Linked DNA regions of Homo sapiens: region 1 is linked to region 2. A link is a loop called in an ENCODE intact Hi-C map of the cell type or tissue named here. Cell type or tissue: Caco-2. All regions are shown on one strand. Links, peaks and the distances in the headings refer to the core of each region. The heading gives the core; the rest is flanking DNA. Region 1 holds the start of MIR630 (microRNA 630). Region 2 overlaps HEXA (hexosaminidase subunit alpha).

Evidence for each region. Peaks named below come from ENCODE experiments on the same cell type or tissue, not always from the same donor. Only the 100,000 strongest peaks of a DNase experiment are listed, where the experiment ranks them.
Region 1: a loop joins it to region 2, with 8 times the contacts of the local background. A loop is called at or near these places in 5 of 110 quality-filtered maps.

Annotation. Positions count from the first base shown.
Region 1 is chr15:72,581,400-72,589,737 of GRCh38, forward strand. It overlaps ARIH1 (ariadne RBR E3 ubiquitin protein ligase 1), which reads left to right. Exons shown (of 14, transcript NM_005744.5): 13 at 676-788; 14 at 1,809-8,338. The coding sequence ends at 1,893. MIR630 (microRNA 630) reads left to right here and starts at 5,818; the gene lies at 5,818-5,914. In Caco-2, for the core only: a CTCF peak has its summit at 4,449 (motif pointing left); no DNase peak of the experiment used is centred there.
Region 2 is chr15:72,337,939-72,346,262 of GRCh38, forward strand. HEXA (hexosaminidase subunit alpha) reads right to left here. Exons shown (of 14, transcript NM_000520.6): 12 at 8,297-8,324; 13 at 7,508-7,612; 14 at 2,986-6,202. The coding sequence ends at 6,139. Among named protein-coding and RNA genes, the nearest start is that of CELF6, 22 kb to the left of the region's middle. RefSeq lists an enhancer at 4,420-4,919. In Caco-2, for the core only: no CTCF peak of the experiment used is centred there; DNase peaks (open chromatin) are centred at 3,656 and 4,663.

The sequences.
Region 1 (8,338 bases), core at 85-8,084, 240 kb after region 2:
AACATCATAAGTTCTCAATAAAAGCCTTTATTCAGGCTAAACTAACCCTGCAATATTAGAAGTTAATGTGGTGGTTATCTTTAGTGGAGAAATAATGACTAAAAAGCCAGCTTTTAGCAGTAAAGGTTTTCTCAAGTAAAGATGTTCATTTAAAATTGATGCATAAAACATTGATATCTGTATATGACTAGACAATAAGACTGACTAGCAGATGGGACTTCAGTTGGGTAACAGGTACAAAACTAGCCATAGTGGTAAAGGATGATACAATTTGAATCTTCCATACAGTGTTTTCTTATAAGAAATAAGTATAGCCAGATGTAAGCAATAATAGGTTTCTATTTTTTCTCATTTACCTTTGAGTTTTCAGCAAAGAGCAGCTCTCAGAACGAGAAGATTCCAAAAGACATTTTAAATCCTTTCAAATGGTCTTCAGTATTCTTCCAAAAGTAATGGGTGAAATCTTTCGTTCTTTTAACATTTAAAAAATTGTTCTGGAAAAGAACAAACAAGTTATTAGAGATGAAAGCCCATAGAGCTTTACAGGTGCAGTTAAACCACCTATGAAAGTTACAGAATGAGTGTTGAGAGCAGTCTGTAGTCAACAAAACAGTGAAAATGGTTTATCTTTTAGCTTTATTTTGAAGCCAAAATTTACTTTCATTCTTCTTACAGAATAACCAAGCAGATCTAGAGAATGCCACAGAGGTGCTCTCGGGCTACCTTGAACGAGATATTTCCCAAGATTCTCTGCAGGATATAAAGCAGAAAGTACAAGACAAGTACAGGTAATTTTTTTTTAAGCTGTTGAATAAAACTTTCTGCCAGTGATGATCCTTACTGGTAAAGTTCAGTGATAGTGAAACTGGGTTTAGCATATCCAGCAACTGAGCTTTTGCCATGTTTCTCACAGATTGCTTCTGTCCGTTGGGCACTAAATTGCAGGTAATAGTATTGGTGAAGCATACATAGAGAAGGAATTCAGCCATTTATTCTATTGGCTAATTCCACTTCTGTTCAGTTATTTAGTTGCTACCTTGCAAGGAAGAAAGAATCCAAAAAGGCCAAGTGGCCTTTAGGATGAGAGTGAGAATTGAATGTTGGTCTTAGCCTGAGAATCCTATGTATGGGTCATGGCTATTCACAAATGAGCTATGGAAACTTACTTTTTAGAGTTTTTATTACATATATATATATATATTTTTTTAATCTAAGGAGATACTTGTCCTAGGAGTCGATTTTTCAAGATGTGCCGCCTCTTAAGCTAGAGATGCAAAATGTTTTATTTCTCAACATGAAGCTCTTTCTCCCAAAGTGACAAATGCTAGTGTCTTTTGAAAGTTGTAGGAAACTTGGGGAGTTTGGAAGACTTGGAGATTTAGTCCTAACCAATATCTTCCCTTCCCTTAGCCAATTTTAGCTACCATATTTTGTTTACAGTACTTTTACAGTTGACAGAGATTTTAAGGACGTGAATAAAGAACCCATGAAATTATTTCTGAACCTGTTTATCTGCAGAACTGTGGGATTGAATTATGATTTCTAAGGTCCATCAGAACTTGTAACACTTTATTGCTTTAAAATTAATTCCCATGGAATCATGGCTTTCAGAAAATACCATTTTAATATTAGAAGCAGTTTGATGTGTCTGTACATCTAGACCTGAACATGTGCCTATTAAAATAAAAAATAGGTGCTTGGTTCCGAGTCTGGATAAACTATAGGGATGCCTTAAAAATAAGTAAATGCCTCTTTTTTTATTATTAGAGGCTGACAACAAGTTTTTTTTTTTTTCTCTTTGATTACAGATACTGTGAGAGTCGACGAAGGGTTTTGTTACAGCATGTGCATGAAGGCTATGAAAAAGATCTGTGGGAGTACATTGAGGACTGAGAATGGCCCTGCATAAAATGAACTCTGAAAACTTTACCATCTAGAGTGCTCATGCAATTAAAACAAAACAAACACAAACAAGGAGGCACTAAGCCTATTCTGACACCACTGGTCTGTAGTACCAGAATTGTTTTGTTAATGGAAAGTTTAAGTAAATTATATTGTAATAAAAAGGTAGATAAACCATTGTACAACAGTATTCTAGGCCACCAACAAAAGTGTGACAGACACACTAAAAGCCCTCCAACTTTAACTTGTAACGTAGCTTCATTCTCAAAGCTGACTCCTTTTTTTTCTTTTTCCTTTTCCTGAGTGTAGTACAGTTAAAATTTCAAACAGCTCCTTGACACTGCTTTTCATGTTCAAACCAGCCATTTTGTTGTACTTTGGTAAAGGACCTCTTCCCCTTCCTCCCCTACACATACAGATACACCCACACACAGACTGACTCTCTTTCTCTCATACCCCAAGGTCATGAGTGAATGATGCTTAGTTCCTTGTAAAGAAAATCTTGGGATGGGGAAAGGGGTAGGCAGCAAGAGGATTCAACAAACGAAAAACATAAAAACTTTGTATATGACTTTTAAAACAAGAGGACAACACAGTATTTTTCAAAATTGTATATAGCGCATATGCATGGACAAAGCAAGCGTGGCACGTGTTTGCATAATGTTTAATTACAAAAAAATATTTATTCTTTAAAAATCTTCAAGATTATGTCTATTTGCTGTGCATTTTCTTTCAGTTTGCTTATCTTTCCCGGGTTGGGGTTGGGATAAAGGTGTGTCGGTTTAGCACCTCTGGAAGACCTATCTAGAGCTCTTTCACTTTCCTGAGGTTATTTTGCCCTTTCTGGTGTTGGTATGTCTGTTGCCGGCCATGGGCCTCATGCCTTGAATTCCTGCTCTTGATCAGGGACAAGGGAGGTCAAGCTCTGACTAATGCCATGACCTGATTAAGGGGTACAGCAGGGAGTTTTGTTGCTACAGCTCATGAATTAACCTGTCCCAACCTAATCCCCCTCCATGGCATCATGCCTCTACCCAAGCCTTTGTGTGCCCATGTTATGCACACAGCTGTAGGCATTCTTAAGTCCCCTGTCGCATCCAGTGGAAGCATTTTAAAATTTCTTTTACTTTTTGGTTTTCCCTTAATTGCTGCTTTTCAGATTTTAGTTATGGCTCGTCTGCTCACCCCTTCTCTACATTAGGGTGTCAAAGAGAATGTTTTGCTTTAAATATAAATAGCCATTCATTTAGTCTCAGATTGTGAATTTAAAATGGTGGATACCGAAATTGCTTGTGTGTGTTGCTGTGGGTTTGGTTTGAAGGCAAACACCCCTAGAACATGATATTCCCATCTAGTGCATTTAAATAGAAATCACTGAGTTTGCTGCTTTTTTATTGTCAGCAGATAGGAGAATTAATAATGCATTTTAGCTGTGATGTCCATTTTTATGAAATTCCTACTAAGAGCTATGTTAAAAGTAAAGGATGGTGGTGGTTGTATTAACTATATACCTGTTTAGGCCATTCTGGCTGTGGTATTTTTCAATAGGTCAGCATCTGTAAATCTGTCAGTTTTATACAGGAGTGCAGAGTGAACTAGGCAACTAGATTAAGAGGTCTAAATATGAAATACCAGTTGAGGCTGAGGACCTCTTCGTCTTCCTTTAAATGTCTTTTGCCTAGGGAGTGTTTACCATTTGTGAGGCAGCTTTGTCTGCTCTTACACTGTACATCCTATTACTCCATTGGGAAGTAGGTTCACTTTCCTCTGGCCTTTTGCCTAAGTTAGGCTTTGCTGAATCAACCCTACTTTTCCTTTTAGAAAAGGTTGTTACAGGAGATTTACTGGCAACTGTTCTTTTCCCATCAAAAATCAGTGAATGTTTGCTGAGTATAAATGCTGCTTCCTTAAACCACTTGTCGCTTTAGGATCAACTTTACCTGTACCTTTTCTCCTTTCCTCCCTTGCCACCTCAGGTGCAAATCTGAACTCAGTGTCTGCTTCTTCCATTTTCTCGTCTCTCTCCCCTCTTCCCCCATTATCCATATGACATTATTTTACTTCAAATGACAGCATCAATCTTAAAAAGATATACATTAAAACTAAGGAGTTTTTTTAAAGAAAGCCTGAATAAGTTCCTTTCCCTGGTAACTTTGAAAAGCAGTCAGAGTTGCTATATAGATATATGTGGCTCCTTTAAAATGCTTTGTGTATGTGTGGTGTTTAAAAAAAAAAAATCTTACCAGTTAACTTTGCAGTGTCTAGGTTTGAGTGTCATAAATCCACGTGTTCCTGTTGCAACAAATACCCAAAAATTGTGTGTGCACTTCCTAATACCAGTCTTCACCCATGGAGGAACAGTGCTTTTTAGAGATGCTTTCTATTTCAATGTTGGCATACTGCCTGAGGGTATTGCAGTTGTGGGTGCATTCCCTAATTTGTATGATCAAGATGAACTGGCCCTTTTCTACTTCCAAGCTTTTAACAGATACCACCATATTTGACAGAATTCCCAGAGTGAATTGCTTGTGTTATTAGTAGATTCAGTGCCCCCAGCTGGGATAGGCAAGCCATGACAGCTTCCCTGTTTCACCTACAGAAGTCTTATCTGAGGGATCTATTCACAGTAAGCACCAAGGTCTCCATGTCTTGAGGTCAGTTTCATTGTCTTTTGAAAAGTGCATGCTTCATTTGAACAATTCATTCAGCAGCAGATGGACTTTCAGTGATTTAAAATAAAATTTTGATCCAAAGCTCAGGACACAAACCACAGTGGTAAAATTGAGTAGCATATAATATCAGACTAAATTATCTGTAATTTTCCACAACCCAGATTGTATGTGTTTTATGTGTGTTTAAATAAATATGTTAGATACACGTGTATACATACACCCATATACAACAGATCCAAGACTGGCTGACTTCATTTGAAATGGTTGAATCTGCTGTGTAATAAAGTGGTTCAACCATGATTAGGAACTGAAATTTAGTAGAAGAGGGAAAAGGAGTTAATGTAACAAATTATTTTAGCTACAAACCCCGGTAATAGAGCACTTGGGGGATGGGATGGGGTGGGTTGGTGAGACAATCAGAATGGTAAATTGATTAAATGCTCCTAACCCTGTAATTTTGTGCATAGAGCACCCTATGCTGTGGAAATAACTGTTCTTAGATTTCATTGTAACTGGACTGTTCAGGTTGCCCAGAGGGAAAGAACATTCCTAATTCTAATAAAATAAACTTTTATTTTGTTATTCCATTAGTTACTTATGTTTATTTTTATAGTTAAAAAATGACTAAAGGTGGCTAATAGCCACCCGTATTATGTGCCTTATTCACTGTTCCCACTTAATATAAAATGTCAAAAATTGGTTGTTTCTTTGCAGGGAACTGTGAATGAGCCCATTCCCCCAACATTTAACTTGGTTAATGAAGCTTTCAGAGCATTTTCTGAAAGATTTCCAATTTCTGCATCTCAGATATTGAATTTAAATTGTTTGTGTTGTAACAGTGATACAAAAATGTTCAATAGCTCTTTGAATGCCACTTTTTTTAAAGAAAATACTTTAAAAGTCATTCTTAGCTAACCTCAAAACTCCTTTACATTACTTTCATTTTAGCTCACTCTTAAAGCTGATACTGTTATATAGGGATGAAGGGAGAGTTTTCTTAAAGAAGGTCCCAAAGTTGAAGATCGTTTGTCATTGATACTCTGGCCAAGTCCAGGTTTTAGGACAATTTAATTTACTCTTATTTGGATCTGTAATTATGGGAGTTTATCACTTTTCCTCTTCAAAGCACTTCAACTTACTGTCTAAAACAAGTGGAGAAGAAATTGCCATTTTTTATAAAGGAGGAAGATAAGGCTCACTGAGGTTAAATAACTCCCTCAATTTTTCATTTCCTTCTACCTGAAACTTAACATCATGCTACCTCTTTGTATCATATTTTGTTATTCTGGTCACAGAATGACCTAGTATTCTGTACCAGGGAAGGTAGTTCTTAACTATATTGTACTTTTAAACCACATTAAAGACTATTATAAATGCCTATCACTGCTACTGTTAGAGGTTGCTCTATACTATCTCTGATCTTTCATTTGTTGCAGTTTGCAACACAGTAGTTGAGAATAAGTGGTTTAGTATGATTTGCTTAATAGTACCCAAGTAATTTGCAGTTGTTGGTTTAGTTATTCAAATGAATTTCCATTGTAAAGAATTTTGGATAGTCTGCAGGAAATTGTTACAGGATGCACAGAACATCCCATATCCATTGGATCTCAGCCTTTGAGGCTTTAAAAAGATGATAAGCAGTGAGTTTTATGAGAAAATTTTGGCTCCTTCAGAAACAGGAAGATAAGTGGGCCCCTCAGATTTTTCATATATCTTTGGGGATAAAGTTGGTTATATCTGGTTTATTTTAGGGATTTTGCTTCTGTAGTTACCCAAGATCAAATAGCCAACTCAGAAATACTCAGTTGGATATCAATCAAATAGTGCCTACCAGGGGAGTAAACAGACAACTTTTAGGTTTTTAGTTTTTGCTTTTGTGTGGAGTTGAGTCCAATTTTTAAGGCAACTATTGTTGACCTTTCTCTAGGCGGTAGCATTTAGGATGGGAAAAAATAATATGAGTTATGTGCGAAAAGCAGTTTTCAGGCTATCATTTAGGGCCACAGATATGCTTATTTAGGACTATTTTCAGGGTAGGAGCCAGTTAAAGTTTGTATATCAGTCACACATTGATATGTAGCAGCTCTATCAATACCACAACAACCTTATTACCATAGTAATTCAGGGGTCTCAAGTAATCCAGGAGTCTCAAACTGAAATGTCAACAAGAGCCAAGTAAATATTTTAGAAATAGAGTACCCTGGAGTAGATGGGCTCTGAGAGGAGCCTGTGAAATCCAGACTTCATGTGAATTCTCTTAATTAAATGTGGGCCAAAGAAAACCCGGCCATGGGCAGTTTTTTTTTCCCAGCTTCTACTAGTCTTGGCTTGCAACAATGCCACTGTCCATCTGGCATTACCTAGACCAGTGATACTTAAACTTGACTGCGAATTGGAATCACTGAGAAGCTTTAAAAAATATTAGTGCCTGAGTGTTACTTTATGGAGATTATGATTTAATTGCTTTGGGTAGGCATCAGTAATTTTTGTAAAGCCCTTTACGCATTCTCACCCCTAATTCCAGCCGGTGATTCTCACATGCAGACTAGGTTGAGATCCTTGATCTAGACTGCCTTCTATAGTTGCAAAAAGAGAATATAGGCGAGCAACTCCAGATCATAAGGGACAAAATGATTCAAGGCAAATTGACTGGCTCAGAATAGGGCCTCACTGGAGGCCCTAGTTGAGTGGGTTTTGTGGAATGGTGCCTCCCAAGGGTCTGGTGTGCAGTGCCCAATTTGGTTTTTTGTTGGTTTTCTGGTAAGTGGTCCACCTTGGAGAAAATCACAAAACTAAAAGTCTTACCAAGAAGTAGAACTGACAAGCAGCCATGTTGATTGGCAGTACATTCTCTTACCAAGGGGGAGAAATCTATCTAGGGAAAATAATACAGAGTCTGAGCAAAGGAAGTTGAGTGGTTATAAGCAAAACTGTCATTAAAGCTAGTTGCGTCAAGTCTGCACAATTCCACGAGCACTTAAGAGTTTACAAGTTTCTCATGTCTATCATTCTTTTGATAATCTTGTATTTTTATTTCAAGTGTGGTATAGTAGTAAGAATATTGGTATTTCTCAGCCATAGATTTCCCTTTTGTAAAATGGGAATACTAATAGGAACTGTAATTTGTTGAGTGCTTTTTGCCAGATGCCTTACTTTTGTCTGTATCTTCCAAGCAGCCCTAAAGCAAAATGGGCATTGTTACCCTATTTTTATGAGGAAAGACACTCATATACTACTAACTTACTCAAAAGTTACACATTGAGTGTATAACAGGGCCATGCTTGTCTGATTCCATATGTTCATTCTATTATGCTGCTGTTGTCTGTTACATAGGAATATTGTGAGGATCAAAGAACATGTGAAAACAAAACCTAGTTACAATAATAAGCACACCAGTGCTAACTTGGGCAAAAGATAAGGATACAGAGCTGTCTCAGAGACTCCCAAAGGCAGGATGAGATTGGGAACTAGAAAACCATTTTGGACCCCTAAAGTGGTATTGTCTACTATCTGTACATCATTCTCTTACAGCTCTTACTGCTGCTTTTCCTGTCAGTTACCCCATAGCTCCAGGTATTACATGTTAACTGTTCCTGACACATGTAGACAGAACCAATCAGATCCATGGGGCAGGATCATCAATACAAACATGGGTGTTGAGAGCTTAACTTAATCGGGAAGGAGATCTTGGAGATCATAGTTCGCTGGGTTCACATCATGGAAATCGTCTTTGACAAAACTGAAATGCCCTGAAGTTTTAATTT
Region 2 (8,324 bases), core at 325-8,324:
AAGATGACTGGAAGAACTGAGGCAGATGCATTCATTAGGATCCTAAACAAAGATGGTGGCAGTGTAGATAGAGAGGAGTACATGAATCTAAGAGTTATTTATACAGAGTAGGGATGTTGTGGTGACAATTATGACAGGAAGGAAGGAGTTAAAGATGATTCCCAGACTTCGGCTCTAATGACCAGCAGAATAGTCATACAGGAGGAATAGAGTGGGGAGCTATGAAAAGATGAATTCTGCCTGGGACATGAGCTTTAAGTACGTAATGGACATTCAGATGATATGAAGATGTTGGCTACCTGAGCTTGGACCCCAGAGGAAATACACATACATATATTATATATATGTTTGTCGGTCAGTCTATCATCTATCTATCTATCTATCTATCTATCTATCTATCTATCTATCTGTCTAATCTATCTGTCTATCTACCTACCTACCTACCTATCTATCTATGGCTGTCCAGGTGTAAGACTGCACACTAAGACTGTCTAAATGAGATCACTAGGAAGAAAGTATAAGAGGAAAGGTAAGGTGCTGTGGCTCATGCTTGTAATCCCAGCACTTTGGGAGGCTGAGGTGTGTGGATCACCTGAGTTCAGGAGCTCAAGACCAGCCTGGCCAACATGGCGAAATCCTGTCTCTACAAAAATGCGAAAAAATTAGCCGAGTGTGGTGGTGCACACCTGTAGTTCCAGCTACCCAGGAGGCTGAGGCAGGAGAATCGCCTGAGACTGGGAGACGGAGGTTGAAGTGAGCTGAGATTGCACCACTGCACTAGGGCCTGGGCAATAGAGCAAGAGAGCGAGACTCTGTCTCAAAGAAGAAAAAAAAAAAGAAGACAAAACCTTGGTTATGGGCTGAGAGTTTACTGAAGGAGTCAGTGATAGACATTGAGAAACTCAGGAAAGAATGGTGTCACAAAAGCCTGCGAAGAAAGAATTTCAAAGAGGGAGGGATCAAAATCTCAAAAATATGCGAAAAGATCAAGTAATTTTTTTCCTTATTATTGAGCAATGTCCCTTGATTTGGCAACATGTAGGTTATTGTTGGCCTTAGTGGAAGCGGCCCTTATGAGGATTACAGCCCAACTGTGGGGTCATGAGGGCTGAATGCAAAGTGGTGAAATAGACAAACTTGCAACTGTTTCAGGCAGCTTGACTAATAAAAGTGGACTGAGAGGTTTTAATTTTATTTGTTTAAACATAGGAGAAGAAATGGATTCGAGCCCAGAAATAGCTGAGTTGCTAGCTTTATCTGTATGTCTGTATTTGGTGTCCGAGAGGAGGAAGATGTCTGACGTGGGGCAGCCCAGGACAGTGGCTGAAGGCAGTAGGGGCTAGAGTTAGGTAGCTGAGTTAGGAGTCATATGCCCTGCAACTCCCCAGTGCTAATCGGGACTCAGCGTAGCTGTGTAACCATATAGATGTCACTTAACCTTCCTATGTTTGTTTCCTTATCTGTCAAATGAGGATAATATTGATAGCACATTGGTTGGGATGAGGATTAAATACATTAACATCCAGTAAAGTGCTTATAATAGTGCCTGACAGGTCGGGCTTGGTGGCTCAGCCTGTAATCCCAGCACTTTGGGAGGCCAAGGTGGGCAGATCACCTGAGGTCAGGAGTTTGAGACCAGCCTGGCCAACATGGTAAAACCCCGTCTCTACTAAAAATACAAAAATTAGCAGGGTGTGGTGGCACATGCCTGTAGTCCCAGCTACTTGGGAGGCTGAGGCAGGAGAATTGCTTGAACTCGGGAGGTGGAGGTTGCAGTGAGCCCAGATTGCACCACTGTATTCCAGCCTGGGTGACAAGAGCAAAACTCCATCTCAAAAAGAAAAGAAAAAAAAAAAAAAAACAACAAAAGTGCCTGACACAGCAAGCACATAAAAATGACGAAGCACTTTTGTTCTCCTAGCTGGATCTCCACATCTATCTTCATTCAGATTTCTGACTCATGTGAGTCTAGATAAACACCAGCAGTTGAGTTCCTATGTTCAAATATCCTCTTTCATAATAGATCATCCAGACACTCAGACACACGCTCTCACTCACACACTCTGCAGCACACCAGCGAGCATGGCACCCCTTCCCATCTGTGTCTGCCTGCCAGCTGCTCTTCCTCCTTTCCCACACACACTCCCTTTTTTGAGTGGCTTCCAAAACATCTCTTTCTAATTTGCTATAAAGAGTGAGCCATAAAGAATTTATTAAGTGATGAAAAAAATCACAGCTAAGTATCAGATTCTCCAGAGGAAATAAGATTAAAAAGAAATTCTGGAAAACAGTTGTTTTTGGAGAAGGGAATAGCATTGGGAAGGGGGATATTAATAATGTTTCATCTTTTTTGTTTAAAAAAAACAAATCTGAAGCAAATATGACTACTGAGATGCAACAAAGCTGGGTGGTTACACTGTTTACTATTTTCTAGACTTTTCTGTTGTTTGAAACATTTGAAATCACTAAAAAATAGGAGTATTTACTGGGATAGTTTAGACTAAACATGGGTGTGGTTAGAGTACAGTAATTACTGTGAAAAAAGCAAGGTTCCTGGACATTTAAATTTTTTTCTTTTTTTTGAAACATGGTCTCACCCTGTTGCTGAGGCTGGAGTTCAGTGGTGTGATCATGACTCATTGCAGCCTCAATCTTCCAGGCTGAAGTGATCCTTCTTTCTCAGCCTCCTGAGTAGCTGGGACTACAACCACACACCACCATTCTTAGCTAATCTTTTTAATTTTTAGTAGAAATCAGGTCTCACCATGTTGCCCAGGGTGGTCTTTAACTCCTGAGCTCAGGCAATCCTCCCACATCGGCCTCCCAAAGTGCTGGAATTAGAGGCATGAGCCACTGCACCTGACCCTGACATTTCGATTTTTAAAAATTTTGTTGAAAAACGTCACACACACACACACACACACACACACACACACCTGCTTCAAAGAGGATTTTTAAAAACAATGGTGGCTCGGCTAGAAAAGATACTAATTTTCAACCTTTATTTCAAAGTTTATTTATAAAGGAAATACAAATTTTGATAAACAAAGCACCCAATTCCTACTTATTTTTTTTCTTCGTGGAAAAAAAAGTATGTGACACATACTTGTCATGCCCTGTATTGATTAAGCTTACAAAAGATATTGACAGAAACTATACAAATCTAGAATTTAGAGTGCTAGGAATGTTGCCATAAGGTATGTGTACCTACATTAATACTAAATAAATTCCACCTACATCCTTTCTTTCACCCTTTCCCAGTATCATTTCAGCTTTCCTCACAGTCTCACTGTCCCAGAAGTCTAGGGGCAATGACTCTCCATCACTAGTGCTGTGGTGGCACCTGTGCTCCCACATCCTGATATCCTACCCCTACGGCAATCCTTTGAGAAGCACCTGAAAACACCAGTGACCTAGCTTTATTAGATTCCTCGAAGGGAAGGTACCTGGCATGCAGCCTCAGCTCCTACCAAGGAGAGGAGAGGTTGAAGACTCTCCCAGTCTCCATTCACTCCTTTGCTTTGATACCCGTTAGGCCTGCTTTGCCTCCTTAATAGACTCCTGGAATGGGAAGGGGTGGGGGTGGGGAGCGACTGGAGAACTCTTTTCCTAGGATGACTGGAGCCAGGAAGTCAGTCTGGAAACTTCCCCACCCCCTGGTGGTGCACAGCACACAAGATGGCCTGTGTTCCGCTCAGGGGTGGGACTTTCAATTTACAGCCTAGGTGAAGGGAGATGAGTTGGGGCAACAGCGATTCTGTTCATTGGAACAGACTGGGTGGTAACTGCAGGCCACTGCAGTTGACCTGTTGGCATTCGAGGTCTGACGACCTTCAGGTAAATGCTCTTATGATCAGTGGACCAAAGGAGCAACGGTGGAGGGTGAGGAACAGCACACTTTACCAATGAAAGTCGTGACCAGGCCACGTTAGTTTAGTGGTAAAAATAATAACATTAAAGAAAATGTTTACAACAGGAATAGAAAATGACAGAACCCTACTGCTTTAACTCAAGTGTATCACGATCTCTGCCTTCATCCACTTGAGACTTAAAACTCAGTGTCTGCTATTTTTACTTAACATTATCCCAAGCAATAGTAACATGAAAGTTATGACCAGGAGGGAAGCAGGGTCGCACCTGTGCAGGGTCCTTGTCTGCGGACCACCCCTCCTACAAGCTTCTGGGTAATAGAGGTAAGGGGGCTCCTGTGGTGGGTGCCAGTGCTGGGACCTTAACTTGTGTATCTGGGCTATAGCCCTGGACTTGGCTAGGCTGGGCTGTGTGAAAATTCCAAGAATTCTGTTGGTAGAAAATGCCCACCCTGTCCTTACAGGAACAGCACAAGGCTAGGCTTGTCTACCTCCCACCAGGACCTCGAAGGAACATGACCCAGGGGCTGAAGGATGGTGTTGAAGGACCGAGTTTTACTCAGATCCTTCTCAGCCCTGCCTTCCTGAAGTTTCTGTATCCACTACACTGGAAGCTTTCTGAAAAAAATGCCTGGAACCTGTCCATTGTTACCCCAGCCCAGGGCCCAGCCAAAGAACTTAACAAATAACCGCCAAGGAAATCCTCACCTAAAATGGCTGCGATGCATTACTGCCCCCGCCTCTGGCTTACAGTATCACTTCTGCATCTGAAACCAGGAGGGGGCAGTCTGGGTCCACGACGAGACATTTCCTTCTAGAGAAAATCACACCTGCAAAGACCCTCTCCAGAGCCACCGCCCACCTCCGCGCAGCCATCCATTCCCTGCGAAGATGCTTTGGGCTGAAAATGGTTGGGAGGAGGGGGATGGAAGTCGCCTACGTTATTTTGGAATTGACCAGGGCCTCTGAGTCCTTCAAATTCAACAATTTACCACAGGCCCGCGTGCGGTGGCTCACGCCTCTAATCCCAGCACTTTGGGAGGCCAAGACAAGTGAACATCTGAGGTCATGAGTTCAAGACCAGCCTGGCCAATATAGTGAAACCCCATCTCTACTAAAAATAGATGAATTCGGCCGGGCGCGGTGGCTCACGCCTGTAATCCCAGCACTTTGGGAGGCCAAGGCGGGCGGATCACGAGGTCAGGAGATCGAGACCATCCTGGCTAACACGGAGAAACCCCATCTCTACTAAAAATACAAAAAATTAGCCGGGCGTGGTGGCGGGCGCCTGTAGTCCCAGCTACTGGGGAGGCTGAGGCAGGAGAATGGCGTGAACCCAGGAGGTGGAGCTTGCAGTGAGTCGAGATCGTGCCACTGCACTCCAGCCTGTGTGACAGTGAGACTCCGTCTCAGAAAAAAAAAATATATATATATGAATTAGATGGACATGGTGGCACGTGCCTATTAATTCCAGTTACTCAGGAGGCTGATGCACGAGAATCGCTTGAACCCAGGAGGCAGAGGCTGCAGTGAGCCAAGATTGTGCCACTGCACTGTCAGCCTGGGCGACAGAGTTTTTGAGACAGTCTCAAAAACAAAAACAACAAAAAAACCCACTACCACAGTGCCTAGAGAACAATATGTGTTTAATAATATTTAAATAATGGTTGTATAAAATTGAAGCAGCAAGAAACCCAAAGGAGAATAGCTCTAGGGGAGGGAGGTGGATGAGTATGCATGGGGGAGAGGCTCTTCTGTGACCAGGTTGGGTCTGGAGCCCTCCCCACTGTCCAGAACACCTCCAAGCCCCTACATCTTTTTCCATATACCAACGCCTTGGAGATATAATGCAGAAGTGAAGTGAGCAGGCTGAGGATTAGGGCAGGTGTCTGGAATATGGTCAGGAGTGGGAGGGGAGTGACATAGCTCACAGGCAAGGCAGAACAGCACAAAGGCTATAGGTTTCATTCCCAGCCCTCAACTTAAAAGACCTCAGGGGCAGACACTGACTCCAGCCTGGCTGTGCCCTTACCCTAACGCCATTCACACTTTTTTTTTTAAACACAGGTAATCCATGTTTATTATAGAAAAATGCCACATTACTCTTTATTGAATGCGAGCGCCAGCACCGGCCCCTTTCTCTCCAAGCACAGGGGCACGCAGGCAAGGGGCACGAAGGCAAGGGGCTCCGTCCCCTGGCCAGGATGCAGTGGAAGCCTGGCTCCACTACCATTCACCTACAGCCAGCACCCTCCTCGGTGCCTGGGGCTCAGGTCTGTTCAAACTCCTGCTCACAGAAGCCTACATTGAGGGGTTGGGCCTGGACACCTCGCCTGCAAGAGGACATGAAGAAATGGCAAGATAAGCCCCTCAGAAGGGGCCCCAGCAACACTTTTCACACCAGTCAACAGTCTCTCCTTCCCCATTTCGGTGACTCTCAAACTGTCACTGTACACCAAATGCACCTGGGAATCTCAATTCCAGAGATTCTCACCTGGGGTGGGGCAAAGTATTGGCAAGAATCTGCAAGCTGAACAGGTGCCTCAGGTGATTCTGATACAGGTCTTGGAGATCCAGAAACGTTGGCGACATCTATTTATATCCTGCCCATCTCTGTACCCTAACCCCAAATAACTCAATCCCTTTAGAATATAGATGGATGTCTGAAAGGCAGCCAATGCTCTTGGTCTACTTAGCCCTCTGTTCCTGACTCTAAAATGCTGTAAATATGGTGGCACTGGGGGACTTAGGTGCTGTCCTGTCCATGAACATGGATGCGAAATCCTGTCCTTGGGTCTCAGTCTATAACCTGACCAATCTCCTTAGGGGACCTCTAGGCATGCTTCCCTTATCATCCAAGTAAGCAACATGCTTAGAGAACCAGCTGGAAGTTACCCAGTGAATGACATAATTGAGGCTTAGACACCATCATGCTTGACTCTCAGCCCAGGACTCTGCTCTGCACTAGGCTATGTCCCCCAAGTACTCAAGACCTAGCCAACGAAGGAATCAGGGAAATGACTATCTTACACAGGCACATCCCTGACAGAGGCAAAGGTGTCATGACATCCTGTAAGTCAGCCTGGTTCAAATCCTGCTTCTTAGTGACTTTGGGCAAGGTCCTGAACTCTGTGCTTCAGTGTCTATCTCTAAAATGCACCTGTCTCATGGGGCTGTGGTGAAGACTAAATGAGACAATATTTGTAACAAACTTAGCACAGTGTTTGCCACAAAATACAGTTGTCCCTCAGTATCCACAGGGGATTTGTTTCAGGACCCCCGTGGATACCAAAATCCAAGGATGCTCAAGTCCCTTATATAAAAATGACATAGTATTTGCATATAACCAATGTACAACTTCCCATATACTTGAAATGATCTTAGATTACTTATACCTAATACAATATAAATGCTATGTAAATAGTTGTTATACAGTATTTTTTATTTGTACCATTTTTTGTTGTATTTTTTTTTTCCTGAATACTTTTTATCGCAGTTGGTTGAATCCGTGGATGAGGGCTGACTATAAGCCTCTGTAAGTGTTAGCTATTGTTAATTATTGTCTTCCTCTCTCTAAGGGGTTCCCCAGCCCTGGATCTGGCCTGCTCCGCCTTGCGAAGGCCCCACAGCTTGCTTACCTCAGCAATTCACAGCGGAAGTGTGACAAACGTTCATAGGCAAATGTCAGGTCAGATGTCAACTTGTTGCTCCACAGCCTTTCGGCAACAGCCCCTGCTCTGGGCCTGGAGGAAAAGGGGCATGTGCCAGATTGGGCCCTGTATTCCCTGCAAAGGTGCTGGACATCCACAGGCTGCTACCTCTTGTCTAGGCACCCTGGACTCACTCAGGCCAAAGGAAGTGATCAATACCTTGTTATGAGCCACAGCCAGGTTGGATGGCTCCCAGAGAGTTCTACGGCTCAGCTCCACCTTCATTAAAATGTGGGTAGCAATCCCACTCTCTTCCTCTCTCAAAGATATGGGAATAAGAATAAACCTTAAAGCCATCATTAACCACAATGACAGTGGCAGCAGCAGAGGTCCTTAAAATGTAAACTTTGCACACCCAACCATACTTGGTAAGGCTGCAGTGAAAACAGCAGAGGGAAGCCTTATTACAGGAATCATGGATGCTTGTGCTGGGTCTTGAGCAACTCACCTATGTTCTCCAGGCCTCATTATCTCTCTGGGAAGTAAGGTTAACAATCCCTATCCCACATACCAAAGGGCAGCTGGAGGGATATAGACGGAAGTCATGTGGAGAGTGAATATTGCACACAAATCTTCAGAAGGCTCGTTGCACGGCCTGCTCTCTCTCAGGCCTGAAAGAAGGGTACTAGTCCAGAGGTGGCTAGATGGGATTGGGTCTCTAAGGGAGAACTCCTGCTCTCAGGCCCAACCCTCCACCTCCCCCCCGAAAACCCTTACCAGAGCCTGGGGACCAGGTTTGTGTTGT